4 separate regions of the Homo sapiens genome follow, and regions 2, 3 and 4 are each linked to region 1. A link is a loop called in an ENCODE intact Hi-C map of the cell type or tissue named here. Cell type or tissue: mammary epithelial cell. All regions are shown on one strand. Region 1 overlaps IL1R1 (interleukin 1 receptor type 1). Region 2 overlaps IL18RAP (interleukin 18 receptor accessory protein). Region 3 overlaps IL1R2 (interleukin 1 receptor type 2). Region 4 overlaps IL1RL2 (interleukin 1 receptor like 2).

Evidence for each region. A loop is a pair of places that touch in the nucleus more often than their neighbours do. Peaks named below come from ENCODE experiments on the same cell type or tissue, not always from the same donor. Only the 100,000 strongest peaks of a DNase experiment are listed, where the experiment ranks them.
Region 2: it touches region 1 in a loop (8-fold over the local background); 3 of 110 quality-filtered maps call a loop at or near these places.
Region 3: a loop joins it to region 1, with 9 times the contacts of the local background. A loop is called at or near these places in 5 of 110 quality-filtered maps.
Region 4: it touches region 1 in a loop (7-fold over the local background); 22 of 110 quality-filtered maps call a loop at or near these places.

What each region holds. Positions count from the first base shown.
Region 1 is chr2:102,164,113-102,169,112 of GRCh38, reverse strand. IL1R1 (interleukin 1 receptor type 1) reads right to left here. Exons shown (of 12, transcript NM_000877.4): 4 at 4,105-4,339; 5 at 3,809-3,998; 6 at 2,832-3,000; 7 at 450-515. Among named protein-coding and RNA genes, the nearest start is that of IL1R1-AS1, 15 kb to the left of the region's middle. In mammary epithelial cell, a CTCF peak has its summit at 2,527; DNase peaks (open chromatin) are centred at 2,572 and 2,732; H3K27ac peaks cover 313 bases.
Region 2 is chr2:102,441,292-102,446,291 of GRCh38, reverse strand. IL18RAP (interleukin 18 receptor accessory protein) reads right to left here. Exons shown (of 10, transcript NM_001393487.1): 5 at 4,915-4,980; 6 at 2,969-3,092; 7 at 952-1,103. Among named protein-coding and RNA genes, the nearest start is that of MIR4772, 12 kb to the right of the region's middle. In mammary epithelial cell, CTCF peaks have their summits at 2,865 and 3,886 (motif pointing left); no DNase peak of the experiment used is centred here.
Region 3 is chr2:102,004,270-102,009,269 of GRCh38, reverse strand. IL1R2 (interleukin 1 receptor type 2) reads right to left here. Exons shown (of 9, transcript NM_004633.4): 2 at 628-755. The coding sequence starts at 694. Among named protein-coding and RNA genes, the nearest start is that of IL1R2, 15 kb to the right of the region's middle. In mammary epithelial cell, a CTCF peak has its summit at 2,852 (motif pointing left); no DNase peak of the experiment used is centred here.
Region 4 is chr2:102,238,595-102,243,594 of GRCh38, reverse strand. IL1RL2 (interleukin 1 receptor like 2) reads right to left here. Exons shown (of 12, transcript NM_003854.4): 12 at 3,593-4,403. The coding sequence ends at 4,354. Among named protein-coding and RNA genes, the nearest start is that of IL1RL2, 54 kb to the right of the region's middle. RefSeq lists a silencer at 2,533-2,592 and enhancers at 2,532-2,826, 4,681-5,000. In mammary epithelial cell, a CTCF peak has its summit at 2,589 (motif pointing right); DNase peaks (open chromatin) are centred at 1,754 and 2,634; H3K27ac peaks cover 1,346 bases.

The DNA.
Region 1 (5,000 bases):
TCAGAAGTTCTTTAAGATGTCAAATATAATTTTTGTTTAATTCAGAGATAAGTAACACCTACTGTATTGATTCACTTTTACAGCAAACCCTATTTTTGTCATTAAATATTTTAACTCTGTGAAAAAAAAAAAAAGAAAGAAATCCAATCCTGTACCAGTCAATGGCATTGCTGGTTCCTAGGCCTTTTGACCTTGGTGTCTGGTTGGTGTTTTCATGGTAATAAGTGTTCACAGAAAAGTAGGGCTGGAGATATCAGACATGGCAAGATGTTTGCCATAGAGGCAAGAAATACAAAAAATTAAGATATAATTTGTCTCACTTTCCCTCCATTGATAGATTTATACAGTAAATGGCTTAGATTATATATAGTAAAGATACAATTTATCTTACTCTTATGTTTTAAAAAAAAAAAACCGATTCCAGCATACCCTCACTGAAGCCCACTTACCCAAGTCTACTTCCATTGTCTCATTAGCTGGGCTCACAATCACAGGCCTTGTGGGTTTGTTTTCCTCTGAAAGAAAAACATCCATAAGGTTTGTCAGTCTCTTATAGATCAGAATCTCAAGTGACGACAACACTTAGCAAAACATACTAAATGACTTCTGGCCAGATATTCCATCAAGTGTTCAAAGCACATATGCCAGGAGACAGGAGGCAGAAAGTGAAGGAAGAAAGCTGAGGCAGAGGCCACAGCACACTGTGAATCCCGGGGTAGAGCTAGACCTTCCGAATTCATAGAGTGGGGTGCTACTGAAAAACACACACATCACCAGGACCCTGGGTCCCCAGACAAATGCCTCTCTTAAGTGAAAGCATGTCAGCAAAGGCGAGAGTAGTGGAAAGTCACTTCCTTGAATTGGGTGTTATTGGCCAGAAGGGCTAGTCAATACTAGACCTGCTTGCATTTAATGACTGTGTTAATGACCCAATAGTGAGAACTACAGGGTTATGGAATAATGCTGTAATTTATTAAAATAGGCAAAAAAGTATCAAGAAGCCCCAGAAATTAATCTGACTTATTTATGAAAAGATTGGTTTCAGGGGTTTATCTGTGGCCATGAAGAAACTATGAGAAACTATAAAATTGAGCACTCGGTATTCCCCCAATCAAAAAAAAAGTGAACACCATGAAGGTAGGATATTCTCTGTTTTTTTCCCTAATGTATACCTATTACAGTTCCTGAAACATAGTAAATGCTCAATAAATATTTTTGAATCCTTGAGTGAACAAAAAGTGCTAGGCATCATTGGTGTGGGCCTTGGAAAGAAAACAAAATATTACCTCACTCCGAGTAGAGTATATTGTTTCTACAAATGGGATCAGAAAAGGAAACAGAGAATATCAAAAACACACTTAACCTGGCCGGGCGCGGTGGCTCACACCTGTAATCCCAGCACTTAAGGAGGCAGAGGTGGGCGGATCACGAGGTCAGGAGATCGAGACCATCCTGGCTAACACGGTGAAACCCCATCTCTACTAAAAATACAAAAAAATTAGCCGGGCGTGGTGGCGGGCGCCTGTAGTTCCAGCTACTCGGGAGGCTGAGGCAGAAGAATGGCATGAACCCGGGAGGCAGAGCTTGCAGTGAGCGGAGATCGCACCACTGCACTCCAGCCTGGGTGACAGAGCGAGACTCCATCTCAAAAAAAAAAAAAAAAAAAAAAACACTTAACCTAGCTTAAATAGTCCCCAGTGCCCAGTTCTCTCTCAAGTTCTACTTGCTGGTTAGGTTACTATGTTTCAGGAAAGACAGACCAGAGCTACCCAATGACAGGCTGCTAAAAACTCAAGAACATGGTTTGATACAAAGACCATTGAAAATTGGGATTCACTGATGCCTGTGGGACCATGGCAAGGAATTAACTTTTATTTAATAAAAATATTTTTAGGAAAATAAAGTATTATATAACTGGAAAAGTGAAGCTATTTATAGGGTGATCATATTCTGAGTTTGCTTGGGATAGTCCCAATTTATACCTGTTGTCCCAGCATAACTACTAATAGTCACCCCTATAACCTGCAAAAAAGTTCTGATTGGAATAACTCTTATTTTATTACATAAATCTTACAAAATCTCAATATTTACAAAAAGTTTGAGCATTCTGACTATCCCCTGGCAATTTGTGCATTTTGTTTCATTTTGCTGTGATATAGTTTTCAATATGAAACATGGTTAACGCAGAATTGAAAGACACAAGAAAATTAACAAGAACAATCATCCTACACCTATTAATTGCATAGCTGTTTTGCACCAAGCATTTCTTTGCACCAGGTACACAAGTTTCGTGTACCCCATATCTCTAATCTTCCCAATAACCTTGGGAGATTGCATCATCTTGTTACAGAAGAGGAAACAGGGTTAGAGAGGTTAACACCTAACACAGAATGAACAGGAGGTAGATTCTGGAAATGTGACTTATTCCAAAGCTCATTAGTGTCCACACCGATGCTTGCTGCTAGACACTGACACTCACTGAGATTCCCCAGGTGCAGGCTCTCAGAACATTCCCATATACCAGCCAGAGGGAGCCCCAGAGCTTTCAGTAAGAACCATTTTTAGCCATGCCAAAGAACAACCCTCTTAAATCAGTTGGAAAACACAGCTCATAATGTCTCTATTTAATTAGAACTACATCTGAAGCAGGAATGGAAAAACATTACATAGTATTTAGTAACAAAAAAACAAAACTAAAGCCATGTGACTTTTGTGGTATCATTGAGGTCGTCTTGGATTTGGTTTCTTCATGGATAATGAAAGTAGTATTAGAATCACAGTCTCTGGACCTTCCCAGATCTAAACCTTTTAGGGCTGGAGCTATGACTCACCTAGAGTAATAAATTCTATTACCCGGGTAATAGGATATTGCTTGCCCAAGTATGTGTAGGATGCATGACAAGTATAGTTCCCTCTATGCTTTTCAGCCACATTCATCACGATGAGCCTATCTTTGACTCCACTAAAGTGTATATTGTCAAGAAGTAGAGGTTTGCAATCCTAGATAAAGGGAGAGAGAAGCATTGAAAACCAATAACCAATAACTTTCCCCAATCTACCGCCAAAGGAGCTCCATTTTTTTCACCTTAGCAAATGTTATATTTTTAGAAAGTGACTGGAAAAGTTCCTTACATATAGTAAGTTTTAATACTGGCTTTTTGGAAACAGTTAACTATATTCCTATGACATTAAGTTTTCAAGTCTATGAGACTTGTACTATGAAGTGAAGGCCAATTTATTTTGCAAGAAAAACATGTTTGAAAAAAATGTTAACACTATATAGTTTCTTAACAATACTGCACTTCATTGATATTACGTATTTAGTACGTCTTAAGCTCTACAAGATGATTCCCCATTTAAGTTCCATCAGACTAGGTAGATTAAAGTTACCAAAACATGGGGTGTTCCATGGAAAGCTAGTCAACCCACTTTTCAGACAGTTATGGAAACTAGCAGGTTATTTGAAGACCATATCTTCAATAAAACACACATAGTATGTTTTGTAATAAATAGTTACATCTTCAATACCTTAAGCTTATAATCAGCCTTCTCTTTAAACATCTATTTCTAGTACTTTTCTCAATTACATCTTATTAAATTAAATAAAAACAACAGCAAACAAATTTCTAGTTAAGCTTCAAATTAAGTGAATGCAGTCTTACAATTCTTTTTAGGTTCCCTATCAAGTTTCACCATTAAAGAGAAAACAATATACAAAATAAAAAGGTACTTTGCAGATACATTCTATTGTCCAGGGAACTATTTTATTTTCTGGAAAAGTGAAATGTCATATTTAAAATAAAATTACCTTATACCACTGTAATTTAGGTAACTCATTATTTTCATTTTTAAAAAACTCCATATAAGGGCACACAAGTCCTCCGTCTCCTGCAACGGGTAGTTTCTGCTTAAATATGGCTTGTGCATTATAACATAAGTTAGGCTCATTCTCCACAAATTTTGCACTTATTTTAATTCTGAGGCAGTAAGATGAATTTCTAAAATAAAATAAAATAGGTAAGTTAAGCATTATTAAAAGTATTTCTGTCCTTAACAACTGCAGGAAACTAGAACATGTTTGTAACATACTAATTCCTCTCTTACCTTACCACGCAATAGTAATGTCCTGAATCCTCCACCTTAGCAGGAACAAACCAAAGTTTCTCTTTGTGTTGATGAATCCTGGAGGCTTGTTCTGTAGATACAGGTGTCTTGCTGTCATCTTTATACCAAGTTATAGTGCCTTTGTGTTCATTTGGGTTAAGAGGACAGGGACGAACATCAATTTCATTTGCAGATGACACTAAAATTATTTTTTCTTCACGTTCCTTGCATTTATCTTTAAAAGGAAGAAGGGTGGAAGCAATTTACATAAAAATCTGCCAGTGTGTCTTGATTTAATATCTACGAAGAAACACATTGATTATTAAATACATCAATTCACATTACATATAAAAGCTTTACAGCCTTGTGATAAGATCATTATCTGGGGAGTCTGAGAAGCATATTCAAGTCCAGCTGCATCACTTACTGCCTGTGTGCTGTACCCCTGGCAAGTTATTTAACATCCTTCACCCCCTTTTCACTCATCTAAAAAGTGGGGACAATGTAGGAGGAGAGACATGCCTTTCAGTACAAGATGGAGTAATAGAAACTGGATTTACCTTCCCACATGAACAACTAAAAAATGGACAAAATATATGAAACAACAGTATTCAAGACATTGAACATCAGAAAACAAAGGAGAGAAATCCCAGAAAGACGGAGAAGAAAGGAGGTGTCCAAAATTACAGCTAGGCCATGACATTGCCGAGAAAAAACACAGGCAAAGCCCAGTGAGTTGAGGAGATGGAGCTGAGAACCTGGGTAGAAAAGTTTGCAGGGCAGAGTACCCAAGTACTTAGAGCTGCATAACGACACGCAGAAAGAGTCTTGGGATAACTGAGAGTCTCCCCCAAGTTTTCAGCTGAGTATCAGTCAGTGTAAGCATATAAGAAAAT
Region 2 (5,000 bases), 280 kb before region 1:
AAATCACATTTTGAGACCTGTCTTACAATAAACACTAGAGACCCCAGGGGAATGGGCAGTTCCTGATCAGGGTGGCCTGGGAAACTTATCATATTCCTTTTATTTTTTCCCCTCGTAAACGTCCACACAATCCATTTACATCTCTCTCATTGCATATTGTAAATTATTTTCCTGTATTATCATTCCTACTGCAGCCTAAATTTCCTGAGACCAGGAGTCCCATCTGGCTTACCTGACACGAGGGATCTCCTGCATACTCCCATGGGGGAAAACCCCCTTCACAGAGCGTTTACTACAGGCCAGAACACACTTTGTCTTGTTGAAGCCTCAGAAACATTCAAACCTGCTTATAACTATAGTTATCTATTAATTAAAGGAATGAATGATATCAATTTCATCTCTGGGCATCTTTTCAAAGAAATTTAAACGCTTTTCCTTACCTAGAATTTCTACTCCAGCTTTTTTTTTTTTAATATATCCGTGATATACACACACCATTTTGAACAATGAACAAGATTACTCCTTCTCTCTTCCATTCTCCACTCATCAGAACATGAATCCATCATGTCCTTTGGATTTGAAAGCCAGGAAAGAAAAATTGGAAAGGAGGCTAGGTCTTAGCACAATGCCTGCCATTCTGGGCATACCCCATAGCTATTGTAGAATGAATGCGTGAATGAATGAGTGCATGAATGAGTTGCTTTTCCAACATGGCCTCCCAAACGCAGACTATTACTTAAGAGAACTAGCTCTAAACCAGTAATATGCAGTTTACTAGTTGTGTGGCTTTGGTCAAGGTATTAAATGGGTTGACACCAGGAAAGTGCTTAAAACAATGTCTGTCACCTAGAAAATGTAATCGCTGTCATCATTATTACTATTCTTTAGGAAAACTCCTCCCCTCTCAAGTGAAAGCAGTTTCATGCCTCCTGGGCAACCTTCTGGGCTTACCTCCTCTCTTTTCTTTCAGTTGGACGGACTGGGTTGTGTTTCCAATGGAGTTCTGGACAAAGCAAACAAACTTCCTGCGAAGATCACGCTGAGTGACTTTTTCCAAGATGATATTACGCTCAATGATTTCATCCTTTAAAGTGGATTTAATACTGAGAAAGGAGAAAAAATACCACTCCATTCAGTAACATACATTGACACCCATTTGCAGCATTTGGAACACGTATAAGCAGCCAACAGTTTGGCTTTTAGAGAACTGTGAGATCAATAGTATAAGATACCACGAGAATGTAAGATGGTCAAAAAGGGCTCATTCTTGATTCAATTATTGACTCTTCTAAGCATTCACGCTAAGACATTATTTATTTGTGAGACTCATCTGACCTTCCTTACTCTTAAGAATTCCCCTTGAGAATAGATAATAACAATACCTTAAGAAAAATATTTAAAATGACCAACTCCTACTGAAGGTTTACTATGTATCAGTCCCTCTTCTGTGCACAAAATATGGACTCTAATGTCCTCCATTCCTCACCTCCCAGGAACCCTAGAGTATAATAGGATCATAATGGCCTTGGCCAGTGACAAGGACAAGGCAAAGAAGGTGGGTGAGTAGCCCCAGACCACACTGCAGGGAATGGGCAGCTTGATTCCTGGGCTTGTGCCACGCTGCTCCACCCAGGAAGTTGGGAGTCTTGGCATTTATTCACAATTTGAGTTCTCTGAAGTTACCAATCTACAATCCATCTTTGTGTTAAGAAATCTTGTGTATGTGAATGATGTTTTAGGCTGTGTTGCTCTGAGACCACGATGCCAGCTCCTATTCACTGAGTGCTTCCTACCTGTCACACATTGTGATAGGCATAACACCTCTGCTGTAACCACGCCTCCCAGTGAGCTTGCAAAGTGCAGGCTATTATCCATAGATTATCAATGGGTGATGGAGGCTCACCGGGGCTAAGGGTCATGTTGACATCAGATAGAAAATGGGTTTAAACCCAAGGGTGGGTGATGTCAAAACATACCCTCTTGACTACACTCTCCTACTGTGAACTCTAATGCAATATCAGCTTAAGATGGGCCCCAATGACCTTCCTGATCTTAGAAATTCTTGCTAAATTTTATTGTTGTGACCAAAATCTGTTCTGTACTTTTTTGTAATGATGTATACTTTTCAAAATGATATTGCATTTTCTTATTGATATCTGTTAAGTATCAGAAGAAGGTACTTAATGCATAGACTCTTACTCTGGGTCACATCTTCGAAAAATCAGGGAATGCATCCTTTGGAGACACATCTGATTGGACATCACTGGATCCAGGCCCTTTGATCCTTCTGGGGACTGGAGATCAACTTTTTTTGTGATTGGATAGCTCCAAATATCTAGGGTTTTCTACTGGCCAAAATATCTCACCAGTAAATTCAAACCACTGATCCGGGTTCTGTGCTCCAGAGAGCAACAAACCAAGTCAAATTTCTCAAACAATGTAATAGCTCCCAAGGATTTCAAGACAGAGAGCCCTCCTCTGAGCCTCTTTTTCGGGGTTAAGTTGCTTCAGGTATTCCTCACTTCACATATTTTTTGTCAGACTTATTATTATGATGCCATTTCCCCTGGAGGTTTTCTAGACTGTTCATTACCCCACACATCTGGATCCCTGTACCCCCACACTCTCTGAACGGGTGGCACCGGTGAAAAGCAGAGTGAGGGTAAGCAGCATTTCCTCCCATTTCTTGGACATATTACTTATCTCCAAGCAGTCTGGGTCAGTACAACTGTCTGCTCAATAGCTTGACTTTGAGAGCAGCCACGTCAAACTGTTCCTACAAATTGAGGTTTAAAACAACTTAAATATTTCATTCAACGGCCGTTTGCACTTTGCATTTTTGTGCTTTTATTTTCACCACTAGTCGGTGCTGGTGGCTACACCATCAACTGTATACTTTAGGCATTTCTAAAGGTAGAAGTATCTCTTCTGAATTGCAGAGAACAGAATCCGTGAGTTTTTTTCTTACCTTTTCGCCTCAGGTACTGAGACTTCCCACTCTAGGTCAGAATCTTTGATGTACCATTTTATGACAGGGTTAAAGACCCTTTCAAAGCCAAATCGTGCTTTGCAGCTAATAGTTAAAGGCTTTCCTGAAAATGAAGAGGCCAGAGAAAACAAGAAGGAAGCTGGTGAGAATACTTTGTCCTACATCTGGGAGGAAGACGTCGCCAGAAGCTGTCTCCTGATGCAATCAGGTTTGCAGGTAGAATATGTGTGCCAGAAATAATGAAACGTCTACACAGCTCTCATTCAGAAATGCATAAAACCAGGTACATTTTTTCTAATGGGCAATCCTTCTATCTCAACCATATGACTATATGTTCTTAAAATGAAGATGAGCATGATTATATCACTAAGGGTCCTTATGTGGATTGAGGGAGACACTAAGAAAACTAAGAAAATGAGGAGTTTCTGAGATCAGCCCGGTCTTCTGCACTACTGTTGAAGTACAAGGTGTGTCCATAAAGAAAATTTTACTATCCAATATTTGTTTATTAAGTAAAAATCATAAAGTTATTGTAGCACGTGGTTTAAATAAAAAAATTATTTCGATATTAAGCAATTTTTCTGAACAATTCACTATGGATGGGCATGCATATTATGAGACTAACTTTTTTCTACCCATTTTTTTCCATGAGGAATATTCACATATGCTCTGCCTCAAATCTAATATTTAACCATGAAATGACTAGGAGCTCCATTTGAATACTCATCTTTGCACCTTAACGTTTTTCCACTGGTAATACCTTATAATTCACTAATACATATGTAACTTGACTATATGAATTAATCTAATTTTTTCCTCCTTCTTTCCTCCTTCCTTCCATTCCTGTGACGTTGAGCACATAGTTAGTGCTATTTCTAGAGTCAGAACACACCACTCCTGCCATCTAGTGATCTTATATCATAACATGTATTTTTATGTTTCTTTCTAAAATAATAAATGTTTTAGTAGCATTTTAGAAAGTATAATAATAATAAAAAAATTTATATTATTAAAAGAAAAACAGCATTTTATTTTTAATACAGCAATTCTTATTTGTCTGTGTAGAAAGACATAGATATTATTGAAGTTGACAAAATAAAAGGAGACCCACAGGGAAGTCAATTTCTCCTCAACCCCAAAGAAGACACTACTTTGGAATACAAATTGTTTGGGCAGGGGTTGTAGAATTCTACTACAGTTCTCTTAAATGCCAGATTAAATGTCATATTCATAAGAGTTAATGTTACTCAGGTTGGCGAATTTGTAGTCATAACTGATAGACCTAACCAACATGTACGAAACCACCTGTTCCTGGGGAAGTTAAGGAAGAATAAAATCTATTGATCAGGTTTCATGCTCCAGCCACTTAACATACATTGTCCCATTATTTCTCAGTATAATTTTTTTTTTTCTTTGAGATGGAATCTTGCTCTGCCACCCAGGATGGAGTGCAATGGCTCGATCTCGGCTCACTGTAACCTCCGCCTCCCAGGTTCAGGTGATTCTCCTGCCTTGTCATCCTGAGTAGCTGGGATTACAGGCACCCACACCCACGCCCGGCTAATTTTTGTAGTTTTAGTAGAGATGGGGTTTCACCATGTTGGCCAGGCTGGTCTCAAACTCCTGACCTCAAGTGATCTACCCACCTCAGCCTCCCAAAGTGCTGGGATTACAGGCATAAGCCACCATGCCCGGCCTGCAATATAATCTTTTAGGGTCAGTTTTATGATAGCTATTTGCGGATTTAAGTACTGAGGCTTAAAGGATGAAGTAACTGTGCAAAGTCACAAAACTAGTCAATGGCTGAGTTAAGATTCACACCCAATTCTGTTTGACTGGAAATCCCAATGCTGTTTTCCTTCTATCACACTTAGACCTGCTCCCAGCAGCACGATGTCATTCAAAGGCGATGAGGCCCAGCTTACCAAGTTCTACTTCCAGTGTGTCCTCGACAGGATCCAGAATATCTGGTTTGAGTTTAGTGTCTCCCACTGAAAGATGAAAACAAAGA
Region 3 (5,000 bases), 160 kb after region 1:
AAAGATTAAAAACTATGGCCATAGTTTTCACTGGCTGATTTCTCATCATTAAAAGTAAATCTGAGCTGAGTTTAGATGGTAAAAGTTTAGTTCTGGCACGTCGTATGGTTAAACTCCAAAGGCAACTTTGTTAAGGGCAAACACGTCACTTCTTCAGTTTGCTCTTTGACAAGCACATTCGCACCATTCTTTCCTTTTCTTTTCTTTTTTCTTTTTTTTAATTTTTCCTTTTTTATTTTTTTGAGACAGGGTCTCACTCTGTTGCCCTGCTGGAGTGGAGTGATGCAATCTCCACTCACTGCAGCCTCAACCTCCCTGGGTTCAAGCACTCCTCTCACCTCAGCCTCCCAAGTAGCCAGGTCTACAGGCACGCACCACCACGCCCAACTACTTTTTTTTTTTTTTTTTTTGTAGAGACGTGGGTCTCTCTATGTTGCCCAAACTGGTCTCAAACTCCTGGGCTCAAGCAATCCACCCGCCTAGGGCTCTCAAGTACTAACATTACAGCCGGCAGCCACCGAGCTCGGCCCACACTTTGCTTTCTGACAAGGAAACTTCTCTAGATAACATCTTTCCCCAGCGAAGCTACAGGCAAGCCTTTTTGCATCTGAAAGGTTTACTTCTAACCTGTGTGTGCCGCAGGCTGAAGGGTGAAGGCAGAAACTCCCATTACCAACACGTACAAGCGCAACATTGCTCCTGACAACTTCCAGAGGACACGGGAAGTGGAGGACTGAGACCCAGCAGCACGTGGCCTAGGGGAGGAAACAGAGGTGTCACCAGGAACCAAGAACCCTGCAGAGAGAATCCCTTGAAGACGGGGTAGGGGCAGGGTCTGGAAGCTTCACTGGATAATGGGAACCTTTTGGCCTACTCTGTTTAAGAACAAAACTCAAAATTTTTGGATTTGTTTCTCTGCAGCTATATTCACTGAACATATCTAAAGTCGAATCCTTGTAGCACCTAGAGGCGTGCTTGGCAGAGGGGCTCTGCCCCATAAGCTGCTGTCTCTGCAGAGACCTCCCTTAGCCATTCCTGCGCCTTGGCCAGAGATGCTGCTTCCTCAGCTAAGGCCACTGCCAGTGCCCTTTCTGCTCGGACTTCACTTTCTTCGTGAGGTCTCCCTCACCTCCCTATCTAAAATTGCACCACCTTTAATCCCAATACTCCATGTTTTCCTTCCCTTCCCTGTCATTCTCTGTGGCATTCATCATCAGCCTTGTCTCCCCTCTCCAGAATTCAGGCTCCACTGATGGAAGGACTGTGAAAGGAAAATAAAAACTTGGGACCCCCAATTCACTCTGCCAAAAGGAAAAAAATAAGCTGAAGTCTGAGTCCTGCAAGAAGCTGCCTTTCCTTTTGTTCCTAAGCAGAGAGCGTACAGATAAAAGATTTTAAAAATTCTCCACAGGTAGCCACTCTATGTTTACCTTATCATATGTGAAGAGCAGATTTACTGAGTATAAGAGGAATATAATTGACTATTCCCTACCTATTTCTTTTCCCTTGCAACACATGGATTCAGTAATGACTGCACCCTCCCTCTCTGCCCTCCAGCCTGCTTTTCAATAGGGGAAAAACTTTACATATTGAAGCCCTCAAAATCATCTTTGGAGAAAGGCACAGACCACAGACTGCTTTTTCTGTGATTCCATGTTTTTTCTCCTGGGCATTGTCCTTAATCTTGGCAAAATAAGCTTCTAAATTATTAAGACTGTCAGATACTTTTTGGTTGACAGAACCCTGCTTTATCTTATTCACAGTTCTGTCCCTAACTCTCATTTTTTGAATGAATGAATGAGTGAGTTAATGGATCACTCAAAGCCCAAGAGTCCTCATATTTCACTTGTCAGAGAGTTTTCCCTATATCCCCTACGGATTAACTCCTGTTTTACATACAACTCTGACATGCGCCAAGAGATTTGGTGTCCTGCTAACACTCTGGTCTACAGCATCCCAGGGAGAAAAGCAACAAGAAATCCAAAACAGAAATAGCTTGTACAAGTTTATGAAGCAGTCCTCCCCCATGCCCCCCAAAGACTGGAGTGTCAGATGCCCTCCTCGTCTCCCTGATGACCTTCTCACACTATCACAAGTGTTCCCTGTGTCTGCTAACCACGGCCACAACGATGCTGCTTAACAAACCAACGACCCCAGAACTGAATGGTGTGAAACAACGGTCGTTCACTCTTGCTCACAAGTCTGTGGGCAAGATGGAAGTTGGTTAACCTAAACTTGGCAGGGTTAGGCCTGGCTCTGAGCGGCAGATGGGGTCCAAGTCTGCTCCATGGGTGTCTCATCCTCCTTGGACCAGTAAGCTTCCTGGGAGATGATCCTCTTTGGGGATGGCGAAACTGGAAACGATGCGGCCAAAAGCACACACGAGGCCACACTGGGAACTAACTCACTCTTGTCTGCTCACATTCCATCCGACACAGCAAGTCAATGCCCCACCCGGCCATCGGCAGGGCCGGAAGTGGGAGCAGTCGTGCCAGCTGCCATGCCTGACTCTTCTGGCTCCGCAAGGATGGTGACAACCTTGGGGCAGAGCCCTGGTCTTGCTCACAGCCCTCATGGCCCACACACTAGAACATACCGGGGAATACTTATGACTAAAAGCCTGCCCACGGCAGGAGTTGTGAATGAATCCAGGGGAAAAATTCCCAGCCACTTTTACCTTGAGTTGTTCCCTGCTCCTTGCACAGATATCTCTGGGAATGACTTGCAGTAAATCCAGGGCGGCATTGCGGCATTGAGGAACCGACCCTCGCACTCCAGAAACCCTCCCTCGTGAGTGGGGAACCCTGAGTCCAAGGACTCAGAGTTACAGTCTGAGCTCCCCCTTCTGGTGACCTGAGATATTCCCCTTAGCTATGTATCTAGCCTGGAGCTTTCTCCCTTAAACTCTGTTTCTACACAATACTATTCTTCACGAGTTTCTGAAGCACAAATAGTTCCTGTGACTTTACCCCTAACCATACTGTCAGGTTTGCCAGATGAAGGTCACATAAACATCCACCAAGCTGCTGTGTCCTCCTTGGACACGCATTAGCTTATCACATCCCCAACTATACTGGTCCAAGCCAGACTCATTAGTGCACCATTAGAACATGAAAGAAGTAGGAATTTAAATACACTGTAGCTAACCAATACCATATATCAGGATAAGTAAATGAAGTCAAAGCTGGTGTTTTAGGGACTAGTGTATAACAATAGCTATTGTGCCAAATATTGAACATTCATTCTTGCATTTTATCCCCACAAACTGAGTATCATGCTGATTTTACAGAGGATGTATTATAAGAGTTTAAAGGGGTTAAAAGGCCTGGCCGAGATCTTACAGCTAGTAAGCAGATGTTGAAATTTAAACCCAGCACTGGTGATTCCAAAGCCCTTGCTCTTTGAAAATACACCTTCTATGACAGATGCTGCTAGTTTCTTCTCCCAATATCTGTCCTCCCTGCTTTCCCAATAATAGAACCCCCGAATCTTACCTGGGCACATGGCCCTCTATACACAGACATTTCCCATCATATCCCTTGCAACAAGGAGTGGCCATGTGACAAAATGTGGATCAATGAGATGTAAGTGGAAGTGTCATGTGATCCCCCTGGGAGGTCTCCACTAATCTTCCTTCCTGCTGCTCAGTGTGGATGTGGTGGCTGGATTGTGGCCACTACCATGAACTACAAGGTACAGACCACTCACTGAATGCAATAGGGCAGTAAGAGGGGAACCTGAGTCCTTGGTGGCTTCGTGAAGCCGCCCACCACCCTGGACTACCTTTTTTATGTGTCCAGGCTTTCTGTCACGCACAGCCAAGCCTATTCCCAATATATTGTTTTTCCAGAGTTTATAAAAAGATCCCAGGGGAAGGAGCCCTGCCAGGTACTGTCAGGCATTGTGTTCTCACAGTCTTCTTTCTGATACTCAACTATTTCAGGTAAACAGTTTCTGCTGGTTGACTCTAAAAGTCACTTTGACTCAAAGTCAGGAGCTGACGTGCAGCCTCCCCTCAAATGAAAGGGCCCCACCATGCTCACATTCTCTCAGGGTCAGGCTTACGGGAATTATGGGAAGGTTTGTAACCATGTTTAAAATTACTTTGACACCAGAAATCCAGGCTGTGCCATTCAGGATCAGTCAGTAGCTAACGCTTCACAGAGCTATGGAGCTGAAGAGTCTTTGAGAAATCTAATCAAGTCTCTTCTTTCTACAGGTAAAGTGAGTTTCAAGTTAACTCTCTTCTTCAAATGATATGGCTGGATGGGTGAGAAGAAGTGTTTCAACAAGGATCCTGTTCCAGTAGAACGAATCCTAAAATGCTGTCCTCCTCCAGTAACTGCTAGCCTCATCTACCCCCACCACCATCTCCAGCCAAGGGAATTGTCTTGGTTTCTCTCCCTGGACTTGAGCAAAAGAGCTGCTTTACTGTGACTTCTCTAGGATGTGGCTGCAGACAAGTAAACCACAAACACATAGTAGTGACAGTTTTCAATAATCAAAACCTCAGAAAAAGGTTGGAACCAAAATTGCTGTAGCGTGGGAAACAGTAAATCTTTGGCAGGCCCAGAGGGGAAAACAAATTAGTTTTGCAGAAGTTTGCAGCAAAACACTATTCTCCTGGCCTACTTTCTTTAAATGAGTTTTTAAATCACAGACAACTTGACATTTCTGCTGGAATCTGAGTTGACCTTCTTACTGGAAGAAAGAAATTTCAAGGGCAGCTCCTTCCAAGTATTTGAGTTAGAATTCTATCTTTTTTTTTTTTTTTTTTGTCAAATAACCATGTTTCACCACATTCAACATAAGAAAACAGAGGCATATGATGAAAAACAGGACCAGGCATAAGAAAAAGACAAAAATGTGTGAAGTGTGAAAGGAAGGAAAAAGAATGCTGGAAGGTAGAAAGAGCTGATGCACAGCCCTGAGTTGGACAGGTGGTAGAGCACGCACTGAGGCCCAGGTAACCGTTACCTGCCTTTGATTCCCAGGTGTCT
Region 4 (5,000 bases), 74 kb before region 1:
GGACCACACACATGGGAATCATAAACACAAAAGACCCTGAGTCTCAGTATGGGCTTTTTTTGTTGTTTTGCCTTGGTTGGGGCTGGGAAAAGAGATAACACCAGTCAGGTCTTATGGTTGCTTCTGTTTTTAATTAACCTGCTCTACTAGAGTAGGTACTGGGAAAGGCCAGATGGTTCTCCCCTTTTGTTTGGAGCTCTGAGCTTTCTCCACCCCTGTGTTATGGCCTGTTAAGTTTTTAGGATCCATCCAACTGGATGGAAGCAATGGCACCATCCACCCCTAGGGAGGCCTGCTTGAGAACGTGCCCTACTGAGAATCACCAGCAGCAGAGAAGGTACAATGGATAAACATACAAGACAGGGGACTAGTGGGGCTGGGAATTGCACAGCCACACCTTGAAACAGAGAAGTGTATTACTAGGTCCTTCAAGACCAAAAACATCCCATCACAGCTTCTTGATCATTTCTTTTGAAATGCACAAAAAATATATAAAACAAGAAATTCCCCAGTGTCATTACCAAACTAGGAACTCAGGCTTGAGCCTGGGACACCTTAGAATAGGTTTTGCTTTCTGACATCTTCAGCCAGCATTGGTGGGAGTCACAACTGGTACAAGCTTTCTGGAGGGAAATTTGGAAGAATGCATCAAATGATCAGATATAAATAGATCTATTTAAAAGATAAATTCTTCTATTTCCAGTAATTTATCTAAGGCAAATGATCAGATGAATGCACTTTGTTTGTAAAAGTAACAAATAGAACAAACCTAAACATCCATGTGATGGTTTACCTTATATGTCAACTTGCCTGGGCTGAAGGATGCCCAGATTAAACATTATTTATGGACGTGTCTGTAAGGGTGTTTCAGCGGAGATTAGCGCAGGAATCAATGGACTCAGTAAGACAGTGAGCCTTCCCCAGAGCAGGTGGGCATCATCCAAATCCCTTCAAGGCCTGAATAGAACAAAAAGCAGAAGAAGGAGGAATTCTTCTCCACCCCTTTTCAAGATCTGCCTCACTCACTGCTTGAGCTGAACCATCTCATCTTCTGCCTTCAGACCGGGATTTATATCATCAGCGCCACTGGTTCTCAGGGTGTTGGACTCCAACTAAAGAAATATTTCACTGGCCTTCCTGGGTCTCCAGCCCACAGAGAGTGGATTGTGGGCCTTCTCAGCCTCCATGATCATGGGAGACAGTTCTTAATTTTGTATATATATAAAAGTCATATTGATTCTGTTTCTCTAGAAAACCCTGACTAACGCAATTCATAAATCTAAGATTGGTATTGCAAGATCAAATCTATGTGAATATTCATATATACACCAAAAGGATAATGAATATTTTTATAACTTCCTGTTTTCATAAATTTACCCAATGAGCAAATAATCAGGGAGGAAAAAGCTGTTTATATTTTGAAAGCAAAACAAAAATCTCCATCCTTAGTTTCATCCGGCTCTTCAGAATAGCCAGGATGTCTTATTTCACAGCAGACTTGCGTAAGTGTCTGAGGGTTGCGAGTTTCTTTGTTTTTAAAAATTTTTTTAACTGCTCTATGTTTTCATGAATGAACTTCACTCATGGGCAGTCTTGTTTCACAAACTCATGTCCTCCACCACTCCCTGCACTGGATTATTTTGAAGTAAATCCGAGACATCATAGTATTTCATTCACAAATGTTTCAGTATGTCACCTCTAACACATAAGATGCTTTTAGAAACATAACAATGCTACCATTATCATGCCTAACAATTTAAAAGGAATGCTGTAACATCGTGAAATACCCAGCCGGTGATACACTTCCCTGGGGCCATGTCTAACAACTGTGTTACCCCTGGGTGGGTTATCTAATCTCTTACACACTTACTTTCTTCATTTTAAAATGGAGAGGATATAGGATAATTGACTGTTAATGAGATAATGTACTTAAAGAGCTTAGCTTAGGGTCTGTCTGGCACATGGTAAATGCCCCCCTACCTGGCGGCATCAGATCATTTGTGATGTTACACACATTTTCCGTTCACCGGGCTTTTGTACGAATTAATCCTTACTTTGTAAATGTCCTGTTCATATTCTCTGGCCCTTTTTGTAGTGGGCAATAAGGATACCAACATTGTATTATCCCTTTTTTACAGAGGAAGAAACTGGGGCACAGGGTTTTTGACTTGCAAGAGGGATTTAGCTAGCATACTCCCTCAGCAAGTGGTTGAGTTGTGACTGGAGTCCAGGGGCCCGACGCCAGGGCCACCTCTCTGAAATCCCTATGACCGCAGTCCCCTCTTGCGAGCACATAGTAAACAGGGCCTGCTGATCCCCACTCACCACCCTTGGACAGACTGCGACAGTCTCAGAAGCCCAAGAGTTAGGAACACATTCGAAAATGGCACTATCTCCACCTTCTCAGCAGCCGAAAAAGAAGAAAGATATCCTTGGCCTTAAGTTGGAGAGCCCCGAGAAGGTAATGTGTGCACCCCGGGATGCCCGCCCACCTGTAAGTCTCCATTCTGGCCGCCTAGGTAGGTTGCGGCAGCCTGAACGGGGCTCTGTGAGCTTCGGGCTGGACAGCGGTTCCTCAGCAGCCACTAGAGGGCGCAATGGCGCCGTAGGCAGGCACCGAAGTCCTTGTTTGCCGAGCTCAGGCGTGACCTTGTTTGTCCTGTGTCTCAAGAGAGGAAATGTTCATCTCTTTCTCAAGGTCCTTCACCCAGTGAGCTGCTTTCTTTTCCTCTTGATGTCATCCTTTTACACAGGCAGGAAATTATGTTCACTTCTACTATCCTGTGGTCATTTAAAACCACAAACAAAGCTGATTGACCAGGAAGTCAGATAATTAAAAGAGCCATAAGTTCTTGATAAAGCCTTGTTGATTGAAGAAAGCAAAGTAGCCAAAGTATCGTGATTGACAGGGGGACCAGCAGCCTGAGAGGCTGAGCTCTCCAGATTGCAGTGGAAAGGCATAAGTTGGTTATTAAAACAAGTTGGCGAGCTGTGACCAGCATTTTGAAAAATTGAGCTAGACTTGAACAAAATAGAACAAATAACATAGAACAGAGCTTTTTCCATTCCGTGTGTGCATACTGAGTTGCTTACTAAATTATGTTTCTCACTGTACTTCAAAGTTTTAAAAATATGAAAGCCTTGACCGGGCTCGGTGGCTCATGCTTGTAATCCCAGCCTCGGTGACAAAAGCGAAACTCTGTCTCAAAAAAAAAAAAAAAAAAAAAAAAAAAGGAGGAGAAGAAGAAATTTGGAGAAATGAGGCCATCAGAGAGGATGAGAGGACGAAAATATTCATCAGGACATAAAGCTTTGGTGGCTGTCAGACTGAGAAACAGTCCATCTACTAAGTGTGGGGAAAAAAAGCTATTGTGCATGACCCTCATGTTTCTCTATAGCCTCAATCACAGGTTGGGTTTTGCCCAACTTTTCAGTGGACCACACCACGAAGGTAGTGGATTTAAGGTGAAAAATATTTGAATGTTGACAAGCTAATTGTCAGATGATTTTAGCAGAAATCAGTTTTCATTATTTAAACTGATAAGAAAATGTTTGTGATTTTGACAGGCATGGTAAACAAACAAAATTGTGATTTATGTTGCTCAAATGAGAATAAAATTTATTTCACAAATTACTGATATTTTTAACATTTACAGTTTAATTGTTCATTGTGGAAAAACAGAGAAAAGGGCATACGCTGTCCAAGCACAGGCTTCCATGTGGGCTCAGCCCACCATGACATGGGGATGAATCCCAACTCTCACCCACCATGACAGGTGATCCCCCCAGCTCTCACCCACCATGACAGGTGATCCCCCAAGATCTCACCCACCATGACATGGTGATTCCCCCAGCTCTCATCCACCATGACGTGGGGATACCCCCCAGATCTCGCCCACCATGACATGGGGATGCTCCCAGCTCTCACCCACCATGATGTAGGGATACCCCCAGCTCTCACCCACTATGACCATGTGGATGACCACCCGCCCTCACCCACCATGACACAGGGATACCCCCAGATCTCACCCACCATGACATGGGGATGCTCCGAGCTCTCACCCACCATGACTTGGGGATGCCTCCCCCGACCAGCCCTCACCCTCCATGACCATGGGGATAACCCCCAGCTCTCACCCTCCATGACCACGGGGATGGCCCCAGCTCTCACCCACCATGACATGGGGATGGCCCCAGTTCTTATCCCATCCTCCTCTTCTCTACGCCTGAGCTCAACTGGGTGTCTAGAATGCTAACCCTAGCCTCATCCTGCAGCAGAAAATAGGTGTAGGAATGAGGAGACATGGAGCAAAACAAGTCATCTTCCAGCCATAGGTGTCAGTCCAGCAAGTCTTAGCCAGTCGTGAGAGTACACTTCTTTCTTCTTGAGCCTAGTTCTGGGCCTGAAATCAGGAAAGATCTATTTACTCCTTTTCTGATGTGGTGGGAGATGGGGGCTGATAAGGAAACCTGCCATGGGAATGCGAAAACCTCCACCTTGCCGTCAGTTCATCTGGTGGTATATCCCTGAGGCTTCCATTTCTCTTGGGTTATCTTTGCAAGGTGGTTATGCCAGAGGATCACAGGTGAGCAGTGTCAACTCTCACCTTTCCTATAAGAGCCCCAGAGGAAAGGTGAATTTGGATGACAAGAGCCAGGGCTCTGAGGTCCTTCTCAAGTGGAGAGCTCCTCTCCAGGGACAGCCTGGGAGATGAGGGTGGAATTGTATTAGTGAACAGCAGCATTTCTCAGAAGTTCCTGGGTGTATGGGAGGGGACATCCACACACAGAGTTCCCATCTCCCAGAATAATATTACTACTGGAGATGTGTGGCCTCTAACATTCAGACCCAGCAGCCACCACTCCTAAAGCCAGCATCACCCTCTGTAGCTCACTCCAGACCTCATCTGGAACAGCCTCTGTTCTTCAAGGAAACCAGGAAGGAATTTTCCACTTTACACAGCCCCAGATCAATACCAAACAAGCATGTGTTAGAGGGA